Regions from separate parts of the Homo sapiens genome. Here region 1 is linked to region 2. The links are chromatin contacts, found by POLR2A ChIA-PET in ENCODE. All regions are on one chromosome and are shown on one strand. Each heading gives the region's core, a stretch centred on a gene start or an enhancer-like site at or near the end of the contact. The rest is flanking DNA. Distances are from core to core; before and after follow the strand shown.

Region 1 (6,088 bases), core at 335-2,834, 550 kb before region 2:
AATCTTACTGAATCACATTCTGACTTGACTCAGCAGATCATTGTCATCAGTAATTAGGAAATTCTTTGCCTCTTTTCCATCTTAGTCCTTTAATACAAATGGGCACCAGTCAAATAATAGAAACTGGCTTTTCGTTTGTCTACACCAGAAATAACCTGATAGAACGCTTATAATGTGTTCTGCTAGATGCTTAGTGATAGAGCTGCAGATTAGTTTAAAATCATCTTATAACATGTTCTTCATTAATGTGCTTGGGATAAGCCTATTTTTGTACTGTTTCGGCGTGTGTTCGCACCCCAATACTGAATTAGATCAGGCACATTTGGTGGCAAATAATTTTTGAAAATGTTATTTTCAGTCTTAAAATAATTTTCAATGGATTTGGCAAATGCATAAAACAACTCTTACTTTGTAGGTGCTCTGGGATCTGTGAAATACTTTTTTTTTTTTTTTTTTTGCGACAATCTTGCTCTGTCACCCAGGCTGGAGTGCAATGGCGTGATCTTGGCTTACTGCAACCTTTGCCTCCCAGGTTCAAGCGATTCTTCTGCCTCAGCCTCCTGAGTAGCTGGGATTACGGGCACGCGCCACCACGCCTGGCTAATTTTGTATTTTTAGTAGAGACGGGGTTTCACCATGTTGGTCAGGCTGTTCTCAAACTCCTGACCTCATGATCCGCCCGCCTCAGCCTCCCAAAGTGCTGGGATTACATGCATGAGCCACTGCACCCAGCCCTATTATTCTTATTTATTTATTTATTTATTTATTTATTTATTTATTTATGAGACGGACTCTTGCTCTGTCACCAGGCTGGAGTACAGTGGCGCAATCTCGGCTCACTGCAATCTCCGCCTCCCGGGTTCACGCCATTCTCCTGCCTCAGCCTCCTGAGTAGGTGGGACTACATGCGTGCGCCACCATGCCCAGCTAATTTTTGTATTTTTAGTAGAGATGGGGTTTCACTGTGTTAGCCAGGCTGGTCTCAAACTCCTGACCTCAAGTGATCCACCCGCCTTGGCCTCCCAAAGTGCTGGGATTACAGGCATGAGCCACTGCACCTGCCCTCCATCATTCTTTAAACACAATATTGTTTATGTGTCTTACTTTACAAATAAAAACAAGCATTTGACACATTTGACTTCTCAAAGTAGATGGAGCTGCTTTTTTGTCTCATCCTCACAGCCCAAAGCAGTTAGTCTCTTCTGCCTGGTGTCTAGACTATGAAGGTAGGGGCTTGGATTCAAACCCACTTGTTGATGCCTGTTATGGGCCAGCCACACACAAGTTCAGTTCATTCTCACAACAGTCCTGCAAAGAAGATATTATTATCTCTATTTTGCAAGTTAAGAACCAAGGTTTAGAAAAATAAAATCTACTGGAGATTGTATGACTAGTAAATGATTGAGATAGGATTCAAATTGAGACCTACCTTTGGAATCCATGTTCTTTTCATTTTACCAAATGGCACTCCCCACTCCCAAACCAACAACAGCATTTATTGCCACCTAGCCTGAGCCAAGACCTATACCAGGCACACAGTGGACATTGGCACGAGGCTTAGAGACTGACACACAGAACAGTCCAGCAGTGAGTCAGTGGCATAGCTGGGACTCAGAGCCAGAACTACCGAGAGAGGAAAGGTGCAAGCTTTGAGCCCAACCTATGTCTTCTTCCATAGGCGATGTTTGCTGTCTTCATTTTATATACACTATGGTCACACAATTTGACTTTGAGAATATTCTTCAAAATCTTAATTAAAATCAGTTAACAGCTGATGAATAACCACCCCCCCTTTTTTTTTTTGAGATGGAGTCTCACTGTGTCGCCCAGGCTGGAGTGCAGTGGCACAATCTCAGCTCATTGCAACCTCCGCCTCCCAGGTTCAAGCCATCCTCCTGTCTCAGCCTCCCCAGTAACTGGGATTCCAGGCGCCTGCCACCATGCCCAGCTAATTTTTGTATTTTTAGTAGAGATGGGGTTTCACCATGTTGGCCAGGCTGGTCTCGAACTCCTGACCTCAAGTGATCCACCTGCTTCGGCCTCCCAAAGTGCTGGAATTACAGGCGTGAGCCACCGAGCCTGGCCTAAATATGCTTTTGAGGTTTTACCTTTGCACTTTTGAATTCCACGATGTTACTTGAATCAAACTACTGATCCAATACAATCAAGTTACCTTTCATTCTTAAATCAGGAAACAACAACATCAAAAGAGAAAACACATTTTTTATTTATTTACACATGCTACCTAAGACATTGGCATCCCTCTACCTGCATCCTAATAAATGGATTCAATCCTTCAAAGGTTTATGTTTAGCTAAATATATTGTTGGATTAAGATATTTGCATATGGAATAAATCCTGGGGTTTGTTGTTGTTATTGTTTTGAGATGCAGTCTTGCTCTGTTGCCCAGGCTTGAGGGCAATGGCGCAGTCTTGGCTCACTGTAACCTCCACCTCCTGGATTCAAGCGATTCTTCTGCCTCAGCCTCCCGAGTAGCTGGGATTACAGGTGCACACCACCATGTGCAGCTAATGTTTGTATTATTAGTAGAGATGGGGTTTCACCATGTTGGCCAGGCTCATCTTGAACTCCTGACCTCAGGTGATTCGCCCAACCTCAACCTCCCAAATTGCTGGGATCACAGGCATAAGCCACCATGCCCGGCCAAATTCTGGGTTTTCTTATTGTCGTGAAACGTAGTTTGTATTGTCATCCTTTTAAAATTGTTGGTTATTTCCAGTTTTTCGTGACTCATTCATTAGATAACAAATTTATAGTTATCAATGGCTATGATAAATGAATATGTACTTATAATTTTTAAAACTTAACTACAATAAAGCACAATATAGTGCTACTCAGGTTTCAGGTTTAAAAAAATTAGACTGAGTTTTTGTTTACTGATAAAAATTCCAGGGTTTCAAACAGCTGTATTGCTGTTAATGAAATTTACAAATTAAGTTTGCCTGTTTGACTTTTACCATGTCACAGAGAAATAACTAAATGAATTTTCACCAGATTTGGGTAGTATGTTTGAGATGGCCTGACTCAAAGTGTAGGCTATGTGGGGTGTGATAATAATTTACTGAGCTCTTACTAAGTGCTGGCACTCTTATAAGTGCTGTCTGTGTAATTAACTCACATATTCCTTACCGCTCTATGAGGTAGGTGCTGCTACGATCCCATTTTACAGATGAGGAAACTGAGGCACGAGCAGCTTCATGGATGTTTCACAGCACACAGGGCCCTGTGTTTAGATGAGTCCCATCCTTGATTTGATGCTCTATTGTCATAGTCTGGAAATTCCCAATTTTTGAACAAGGGACCTCTCATTTTCTTTTTGCTCTGGATCTGGCAAATTATGTAGCCAGTCCTGGAGCAATTTAATAAATTGCTCAAGCCAGGGTTAAGCCCAGGTAGTATGTCCAGAATCCATACTCCTTACCATTGCTAAACTACCCTTGGAAACTGAGTTTTAGTCCTAGAGAGGCTGCCAAGCCACCAAGCAGCTGTGGGCTTCTTGCCCAGGGTGCTACTTCACACACAGGTGATTCTGCATGGGCTGTGTTAGGGTCCAGCAGCAGAGAGATTAAGGAGGGCTCACGATTCTTAGGAGCGATCAGCTCATATCTAATAGGCTATTTTGAAGAGGAAAATGGAAAAAGCAATGCCGCACAGAGTACTTTTGGGCCAAATACCTTTGAATGGCAGTGTAGGGCTGTCCAGAGATGGCGTACCCTTTCATTTCTCTGATGTGGTGTCCTTCAAGAATACAAAACTATTGCTGTTTCTTTCTGAAAGAATACCCAAGAAATAACAAGTAAAAAAATAAAAATATAATGACTTGTTCACATATTTCCCGAGTAATACTTGTCATTTGAGTCCCTCTCCTCAGGTTAAATTTGGGAATATTTCATTTTCAAGAGTGAATTCAACAACAACGTATCCCAGCCGGGCATGGTGGCTCATGTCTGTAATCCCAGCACTTTGAGAGGCCAAGGTGGGTGGATTACTTGAGGCCAGGATTTCGAGACCAGCCTGGCCAACATGGCAAAACCCCGTTGCTACTAAAAATACAAAAATTAGCCAGGCGTGGTGGCACATGCCTGTAGCCCCAGCTACTTGGGAAGCTGGGGCATGAGAACAGCTCGAATCCAGGAGATGGAGGTTGCAGCAAGCCAAGATCACACCACTGCACCCCAGCCTGGGCCATAGAGCGAGACTCTGTCTCAAAAAAGAAAAACCCAGCATATCCTGAGCTACTTTGACATTTCTCCTCCTCCTCTACTTTGTCTCCCTTTACTGTCTCTGGCACTTTCTCCAATATCAGACTGAGCATAGTAAAAGCACAGGAGAAAAATGACAAAAAGGAAGGTGAACTATAGTACACTATATGGTTTGGCTCAGGTATCAGTAGTATTTGCATAGTCGTAATAAGTTGAAACCTTGAATATTGACATAGCAAAAGAATTCATAACTATATGGACAGTGGGAGGAAGGGTTTGGGGGCAAGGTGCATTTGTGAGAGGTAGTCTTGATAGGCATAGAGAAAAAATAGAAATGACTAACATCAGTGAGCCATATGAGTTAAGGAGGGGAAGCTAGCAATGCTGTGATTGTGTCTGGGGTGCAAGAAGACTGCAGCACAGAAGGCGGGCCAGGGGATGGCTTGCTGCAAGCCTCGTCCTCATCCTTCACCATGGGACATCCTGTAGACACGTTTCTTTGAAGACAAAGTTAAATGGAAGAAAGGCTTTCCTGGTTGGCATATCTATGATCAGCCAATGAACACTGTATGACTATTTCAAAAGGATGGGTTTGTCTGTCCAAAAACAGATAAAGAAAACCCCAGCATCTATAAAACACAAAGAAATTATCCTCATTTTGAAAACACCATGATTTAAAACATCTAAAATAATTATGATAATTTTTAAACAAGTAAAATTATATTGCATATAAGGGTATTTATCAACTTAAGTAGGGTTCAGTCTCTTTTGAGGAATAGAAATTTGACAGATTTCTGTCATTATGAGTATATGAAAGGATTGGGCTTATCTGCAGCGAGACGTGTACCAAGTCTGTAAGATTTTTGTTCGTTTTGAGATGGAGTCTCGCTCTGTCACTCAGGCTAGAGTGCAGTGACACAATCTCAGCTCACTGCAACCTCCAGCTCCAGGGTTCAAGTGATTCTCCTGCCTCAGCCTCCCAAGTAGCTGGGATTACAGGCATCCGTCACCATGCTTGGCTAATTTTTGTATTTCTAGTAGAGACTTGGTTTCACCATGCTGGCCAGGCTGATCTCAAACCCCTAACCTCAGGTGATCGGCCCGCCTCAGACTCACAAAGTGCTGGAATTAGAGGCATGAGCCACTGCACCCAGCCCCAAGTCTGTAACATGTTAAAAAAGAATTTTCAACCCATTCCTGTTTGCTTCTCTGTTGCATTTCCAACCCATGATTTGGATTCTAGTAGCCTGAGGTTATCCAGGTTGTCGTATCGGTGGGTGAGAATAACTAAATTATGTACATTTTGTTAATTATCCAGTACTCATAAGGACAAATTTTTTCCTGTTTTCGATCTAAAGGGGACTGAAGCTATATTAATCAGCACTAGAATAGTCTAAAACCCCTTGCACTTTAAAATATGTATGTGGTATTTAGGCAAAAAGCTAACGTATTTTTTTTTAACAAGCAAATTTAATGATAATTTTTTCACACTGAAAACACTACTAATGATGTGGTTGAGATAAAGGGAACAGGACCTCTTGGTTTATAGAAGGTAGTAGAAATTTGGATTATAGCTGTACTAGGCTCTGCTATGATGATTAAAGTTTTTTCTGTTGATACCTCACACAATTCTAGGGCATTAAGTTCAGAGAAAAGGAGGAAAGGGATATTTCCTTTAACTTTCATTAGCGCCTGAGTTATTTCTGAGCTTGAGGTCTTGCTGTACGGCAGTTCAGTAGTTATCAAATCAGTTGGTCTCAGGACCCCTGTGTACTCATAATTATTGAGACCCAAACAAGCCGGGTGTGGTGGCTTCCATCTGTAATCCTGACACTCTGGGAGGCTGAGGCGGGCAGATCGCTTG
Region 2 (6,865 bases), core at 1,030-3,529:
GGGAAGGGCACCTGCTCCCACATAAATGTCTCAGGACATCAAGCCAGTCAAAGACCCCGAAAAGGAGAACAGCTGCAGGCACACACCTCTTTTGCTCATTGGGTCAGCCCAGGGTCAGAGATAAGGTCTCTGTTGTGCCTGATAAGATTCTGCTCCAAAGACACGCAGCAAACACAGCTGTGCTCGACACAGACAGCCACTACCTACTGGGCCCGAAGGAAATTAGGACAAACCTAAAAAGCTCCAGGCTGGGACTACACGAACAGTACTGAAATCCCACAACACAAGCCCTCACGTCAGTTCTCTGTTTATTAAGGCCACCGGAAACGCTGGACTGAATGTGACTCTCAGGGGCTGAGAGGCTCCATGGCAGTTTCTGGGGGACTAAGAGGAAATCTCTCACAAATGCCCGCAGTGTGCATCCTGGGGCAGGACGAACACAGCCTGCCCCGGAGCCAGAGAGCGCAGAAGCCGGGCTCAAGACCCCCTTCTGTGGACTACCTGGATGTCAGGAGGAGAAGCCGACTCTAGTTATGCCCAGTTTCTGTGCTGGCCTGGGCCTCGGGTGCCCTGCTTGCGTGTGCACAGGGGGGTGAGGGGCCGGGGGGGTCATGACGGGGAGAGAGAACACCCCTGGGCAGGTGTGAGGTGTGAGACCCTGCCAGAAAGAGAAAGCTGGTCCTGAGGATGTGGGAACTGGTCGCCTCCAGGTGTGTGTTGCTTGATCCACTGGTGAGCCCTGGCTGTGCCCGCTGCAGCCCACGTGGCCCACAGGGAGTTGGCAGATTTCTTTCGAGGAGATGAGGGAGGATGGATAAGCCTTCTCCTGAAAGCCGGAGCTTGTGGCCAGCTCCGCAGGGTGTGGAGCAGAACCACCAGCAGCCAGGTGTGGTCCCAGAACCACCGTGGCCCTCCCAAACAGTCAGGCCCTTCTTGCCCACAAGGTGGCAGCAAAACATCTTCCTGCAGCCGGGGCTGAGGCAGTGGCTGGGAAGGCTGGCAGGATGCTAGGGCTGGCCACACACCCGCCACTGAGCCCGGGAGGCAGTGGGGGCCACACCAAGACCCCTTCGCCCCCCAGGACTGGCTGGTGTCCAGCAGGCTCTCCAAGTTGGAGCTTAGGGAATCAGAGGAGAAGACGGGGGGCGGGGGGAGAGCGCTCAGGATGCCTCCCCAGTGGGGCCACAGTCCTCCCTAAGTGTCCCAGCAGCTGTCCCGAGACAACTCGAGTTGCTGCAGCAGCAGCCATGGACCTAAATTCCACCCCTAACAGCTCCATTCCAGCATCCCCCATTTTCAACAGCACCACATGAGCTCTGGAGCCGCACAAGCCAAAAGCCTGCTAGTAACACCCTCCATTCCCTTCCTTACCACTCCCCCAGCCCAATCCGTGTCAGTCCTGGTGGCGCTCCCTCCTAAATGTGGCCCAGATCCATCACCAGCTCCTTTCTTCAACTCAAAGGCAAGCCACCATCCTCCCGGGCCTAAGCACCACATCAGCTTCCTAGGGGTCTCCCATCTCCAGCCTCCATCACCACCACTGCCAAGTGATTTCCTTTACAGCTGGGGCGGACCTCTTCAGACCAGAACCTGGTCACCTCTCAGCAAAGCCCTGCAATGGCTCTCCAGCTGGCGTAGAATGGCACCCAATCCCCTTATTCTGTTCCAGTGCCCCGTGTGCTCCTGACTACCTGCTTGCTCTCACCTGACACCCTCCCCAGGACCCGCCTCCATCCCCATCCAGCCTTGACACCTCCCGGGCCTCTGCCCTGCTTGTCCCTGAAGGCATTTGGACCGTGGCTGAAGCATCCCTTCCTTGGGAGGCTGACCATCTCAGTGACCATGCTAACATCATCTAACACTTGCCACTGTCAGCAAGTGCCCCCACAACAGAACTCTGCCAGGCACATGAAGGTGGCCATGATTCCCCGAGTGAATGAGTGGAAGTCTTTGCTGAGCATGCACTGTGCTCCCAGGGCTTTTGGCCTCTTTGTGGGGAGGAAGGCCTAAGAGAGATGGGCCCTGGCTGGGCCAGTCTTTTGAGAGAAGTCACAGGCACAGGCAAAATAATCTGCACAGGCCCCAAGTTGAAAGGCACGGCGCACCCTGGAGTTGAGAAAGCTGGATTCAAGTTCAGCCTCTGGCACCTATTGGTGGGTGACCAGCCACGGTCTCCTTAACCTCAGGTCTGTCTGTAAATTAGGAATGGCCCAGCTTCCAGCTAAAGGTGCTGTGCAGGCCAGCCCTGTGAGCATGGAGGGCCGCATGGTGCCTGGCGTGCAGCGGGCAAGCAACAGAAGGAGCTGCTCCTATTGCGCAAGGGAGAGCCAGAGTGGACGCTGGGATCACTGAAACCAGCCCTCTCCACATCAGAAAGCCAGGCAGATGCAGTCAGCCCATGAAACCTTAGCAGCTCCCCCTCAGCTTGGCTTTGATTCCTGGGCTGGTCCCTCCATCTCCCCTCTAAGAGACCTCAGAGATACGGAGGACCCTGGAGAGCCCTGAGTCCTAACCCCCAGGACCTCAGAATGTGACCTTATTTGGAAATAGGGTTGTTGCAGATGTAATTAAGATGAGGTCATACTTGAGTAGGGTGGGCCCTGAATCCAATCTGACTCGTGTCCTTATAAAAGGGGGGAATTTGGGCATGTCGACAGACACCAAGGGAAGTCAATGTGAAGAGATGCAGGGAGAAGACGGCATCGACAAGCCAGGAAGAGAGGTGTGGGGCGGATCTCTCCCTAGTGCCTTCAGAGGGGGCGTGGCCTTGCCCACACCTTTATCTCAGACATCTGGCCTCCACAACTGTGACACAGTAAACTTTTTGGTTTTTGAGACAGGGTCTCCCTCTGTTAACCAGGCAATCACAGCTCACTGCAGCCTCGACTTCCTAAGCTCAAGCAATCCTCCTGCCTCGGCCTCCCAAGTAGCTGGGACTTTAGGCATGCAACACCATGTCCAGCTATTTTTTCTTTGTTTTCTTTGTTTTTTGTTTTTTGTTTTTTTTTTTTTTTACAGAGGTGGGAGTCTCACTATGCTGCCTATGCTGGTCTAGAACTCCTGGGCTCAAGTGATCAACTGGCCTTGACCTTCCAAAGTGCTGGGATTACAGGCATGGGCCACCGCAGCCAGCTAGGAACAGACTTAGGTTGTTTCAAACCACCCTGTTTACAATGGTTTATTACCACAGCCCTAGGAAGCTATGAGCTCTCCAGAAAAGCTAGTGCATACTGGGAAGAACACACAGGTGTTTTCTGAGGAGGTCCGAGTCCCCTTAATCCCTGCCATGGGTTCCAGGTTCAGAACTCGTGTTCTGGTTCATCCTCTCCTTTTAGAGATGAGGGCATTGACACCCAGAGAGGGGAAGTCACTTGCCTGCAGTTACACAGCCCAGCAGTGACAGAGCCTGGGCAGGGCCCAGGACTCCAGAATCCCAGGCTGGAGCTTGGGCCTCTAAGTCATCATTTCACATTATTTTTTGAGTGCTTACTAAGTGCATTCAGGGCAAGCAGACTGAAGTCTCTGCCCCACCCTGCCTCAAGGTGACGCGGCTGGCAGTCTGGACTGGCGTAGGACCCAGCCTACATCCTTGGGACCCTCCGAAGGCTGCTCTGAGGCCCGGGGATTCTGCCCCATCTCCAGAGGTCAGGATGTCGGTCTGAGAGCTCCCCAGTGACTTTGGTCCTCTCCTCCCCAGGGAAAAGCTGAGGGAGAGAAGGCGGCAGAGGTGCTGGTGGGGGTGCGGGTGGCAGAGAGAGCCACAGGACCGAGAGCAGTGCAAGGAGCAGGGAAACTGAGATTACCCCAGGGTGGGGGTGGGAGTGGCTGTCATTCCAGCCGAAAATGGCCTTTCGACACCAGGCCGGTGACATGGCGGTATTGTAGTACTACAGATGGTACTTGAGAGCAGTTTGTTTTCCTGTCTATCCATGAGCTCTGTGCTGGGTGCAATGGTGGACAGGACAAAGGCCCTCCCCTCGAAGACTCGGTCCCTTAGCATGTCCCCCATCTGGCCTCCTGGCTTTGTCCCATCTGGCCATGTTCTAAGACCCTGGAAGTGCCCGTGACGCCACTCCAGCTCTGACCAGCAACAGCAACTGTGGGCTTAGCTCTGCTTTCTAGCAGCTCCTCCCTGGAGAGGAACGCGACCAGCATGTGCTGCACCCCCCGCATGGGCCGGTGCCGTGCCAGAGGATCCTACACCTCACAGCATCTCCAGCCCTCCCATGGCCTGAAGGGTGGGGGCAGGAGGTGGGCCACCACCACAGGGTGGGACGGTGGGGGCTCCAGACTCAGAATATGAAGCATCGTACGGCTCTATGCCGTGTTGCACCTTTTTCTCATAACTGACCCATCGCCTACACTTTCGACATTTAAAAATGTGGTTCTCTCTGAACAGGCAGGCCAGCTGCAGTCCCATGAGCTAGAGTTCTGCCTCTTCCAACCCAATGAGCCTCTAAAATGCATTCCAAGTATGAGATTCATTCCCTGTCAGCAGCACCATCCCTTCCACTTGCCTTTGTATTTTTTACAAAAGTAAAAAAAAAAAAATTTTTTTGAGACGGTCTCATTTTGTCACCCAGGCTGGAGTGCAATGGCGCCATCACAGCTCACTGCAGCCTTGACCTCCTGGGCTCAATCGATCCTCCCGCCTCAGCCTCCTAAGTAGCTGGGACTACAGGTGTGCCACCTCGCCCAGCTAGGTTTAGTATTTTTTTTGTAGAGACCGCTTTCACCATGTTGCCCAGGCTGGCCTCCCAACTCCTGAGCTCAAGCAATCTGCCTGCCTTGGCCTCCCAAAGTACTGGGATTACAGGCATGAGCCATCGTGCCTGGCCCCAAAAGCAAAAACTTTTTTTTTTTTTTTTTGAGCCGGAGTCTTGCTCTTGTCGCCCAGGCTGGAGTGCAATGGCACGATCTCAGCTCACTACAACCTCCGCCTCCCGGGTTCAAGTGATTCTCCTGCCTCAGCCTCCCGAGTAGCTGGGATTACAGGTGCGTGCCACCACATCCGGCTAAATTTTGTATTTTTAGTAGAGACGGGGTTTCACCATGTTGGCCAGGCTGGTCTCGAGCTCCTGACCTCAGGTGATCTACCTCCCTTGGCCCCCCAAAGTGCTGGGATTACAGGCGTGAGCCACCACGCCCGGCCGCAAAATATTTTTATAAACAGAAGATGCAATAAAGTGTTCAAATCATTGCACTAATTTTGCAGGACTGATGTGGAGGAAGTGTGGAAAACAGCTGCTGAAAGTGCAGGTGCAGACGTGCGAAGGTGCTGCACTGTGAGGGATGCTCTAGGCCACTGCAGGTAACAGTGCAGCGATTTTTTAAAAGATTCAGACAGGCTGAGAGTCTAGTGGACAGAAGTTTAAAAGCACCTGAGAGGCCAGGCGTGGTGGCTCACTCCTATAACCTCAGCACTTTGGGAGGCTTTCAAATCCTGAGCCTGAGGCGGGCGAATCACCTGAGGTCAGGAGTTCGAGATCAGCCTGGCCAACGCGGCAAAACTTTGTGCTACTAAGAATACAAAATTTAGCTGGGTGTGGTGGTACGTGCCTGTAATCCCAGATACTCCGGAGGCTGAGGCAGGAGAATTGCTTGAACCCGGGAGGAGAAGGCTGCAGTGGGTCAAGACTGCACCACTGCACTCCAGCCTGGGTGACAGTGCAACTCCATCTTAAAAACAAAAAAAAGCACCTGAGGCTGGTGTTGCATGCCTGTAGTCCTAAGGTGAGAGGATCACTTGAACCTGGGAGGTGGAGGTTGCAGTGAGCCGAGGTTGTGCCACTATCCTCCAGCCTAGGCAACAGAGTGAGACCCTGTCTCAAAAAAATAAATAATTTAATTTAATATAAATTTTTGCAAAGACTCTTTCACCAGCCTGAAGAGACAAAAGGAAAGACCTCACACCCAGATCTGCTGTGTTTTGAGGAGTGATTTTCTTTCTTCCGCTTGAAGAGGAAAAAGCTATTTTCACTGGTACATTTAAAGCCCCCAACTATGGGGAGGTACCAATTCTGGACAAGTGCCACTGCAACACAATGCTCAGAGTACCTGAACTTTTCAACTCTGTTGGCGGGGCAGAAATTCACTGCTGGCCACTGACAGGTCTGTTTCATATTTTCAAAGGAATATTGGGTGCTACAAGTAGGAACTGAGAGGTAAACTTATTAAACCCATTAAACCTCAGATTGGTTGGTGTTTTCCTGTCATTTTAAGAGACTAAATGTGGGGGGCAGACGTCAAAATACTTGTACAATTTTAAAATGTCACAATTAAACATGAGCTGGTTTAAAAAAAAAAAAAAGACTCTTACCTAGCATGGGTGGGTGGCAATGCTTGACTGTGTGTGTGTGTGTGTGTGTGTGTGTGTGTGTGTGTGTGGTGTCGGGGGGGGGGGCGGAATGGAGGGGTTGGAGACAGGCTCTGTTCCCCAGGCCGGAGTGCAGTGGCGAGATTAGAGCTTACTGGAGCCTCTCCCCTCCCGGGCTCAAGAGATCTTCCCACCTCAGCCCCACAAGTAGCTGGGAGCACAGGTGTGTGTCAGCTATGCCCGGCTAATTTTTTTTCTTTTTTTTTTTTTTGTAGAGACGGGGTTTCCCTATGTTGCCCACAGTGGTCTCAAACTCCTGGCCTCAAGTGATCCTTCCACCTCAGCCTCCCAAAGTGCTGGGATTACAGGTGTGAGCCACCATGACTGGCATAATACTTGATTGTTTAAAAAGTCAGATACAAATTTGTATGTAACAAAATTATATGGACCTGTATAAAAAATGCAAGAAAATATCAAAATAATGACAAAATGGTGACCGTGGCTGCCTGCCTCTGGTTAGAATTACTGGTGACTTCTTTTGCTTCTTTT

Evidence for each region. ChIA-PET counts read pairs that join two places held with the same protein, here RNA polymerase II (POLR2A).
Region 1: POLR2A ChIA-PET joins it to region 2 with 10 read pairs in Panc1. The contact joins two enhancer-like sites. POLR2A ChIA-PET finds 5 or more read pairs at or near these places in 2 of 52 experiments (K562 and Panc1).

The regions. Positions count from the first base shown.
Region 1 is chr7:151,652,852-151,658,939 of GRCh38, reverse strand. All of the region lies in intron 4 of PRKAG2 (protein kinase AMP-activated non-catalytic subunit gamma 2), which reads left to right. Among named protein-coding and RNA genes, the nearest start is that of RHEB, 140 kb to the right of the region's middle. Within about 2 kb of position 1,584, at least 3 of the 41 ENCODE cell types and tissues checked have a DNase peak (open chromatin) inside an H3K27ac peak, as active enhancers do.
Region 2 is chr7:151,105,315-151,112,179 of GRCh38, reverse strand. All of the region lies in intron 1 of AGAP3 (ArfGAP with GTPase domain, ankyrin repeat and PH domain 3), which reads right to left. Among named protein-coding and RNA genes, the nearest start is that of AGAP3, 22 kb to the right of the region's middle. RefSeq lists an enhancer at 3,340-4,002. Within about 2 kb of position 2,279, at least 3 of the 41 ENCODE cell types and tissues checked have a DNase peak (open chromatin) inside an H3K27ac peak, as active enhancers do.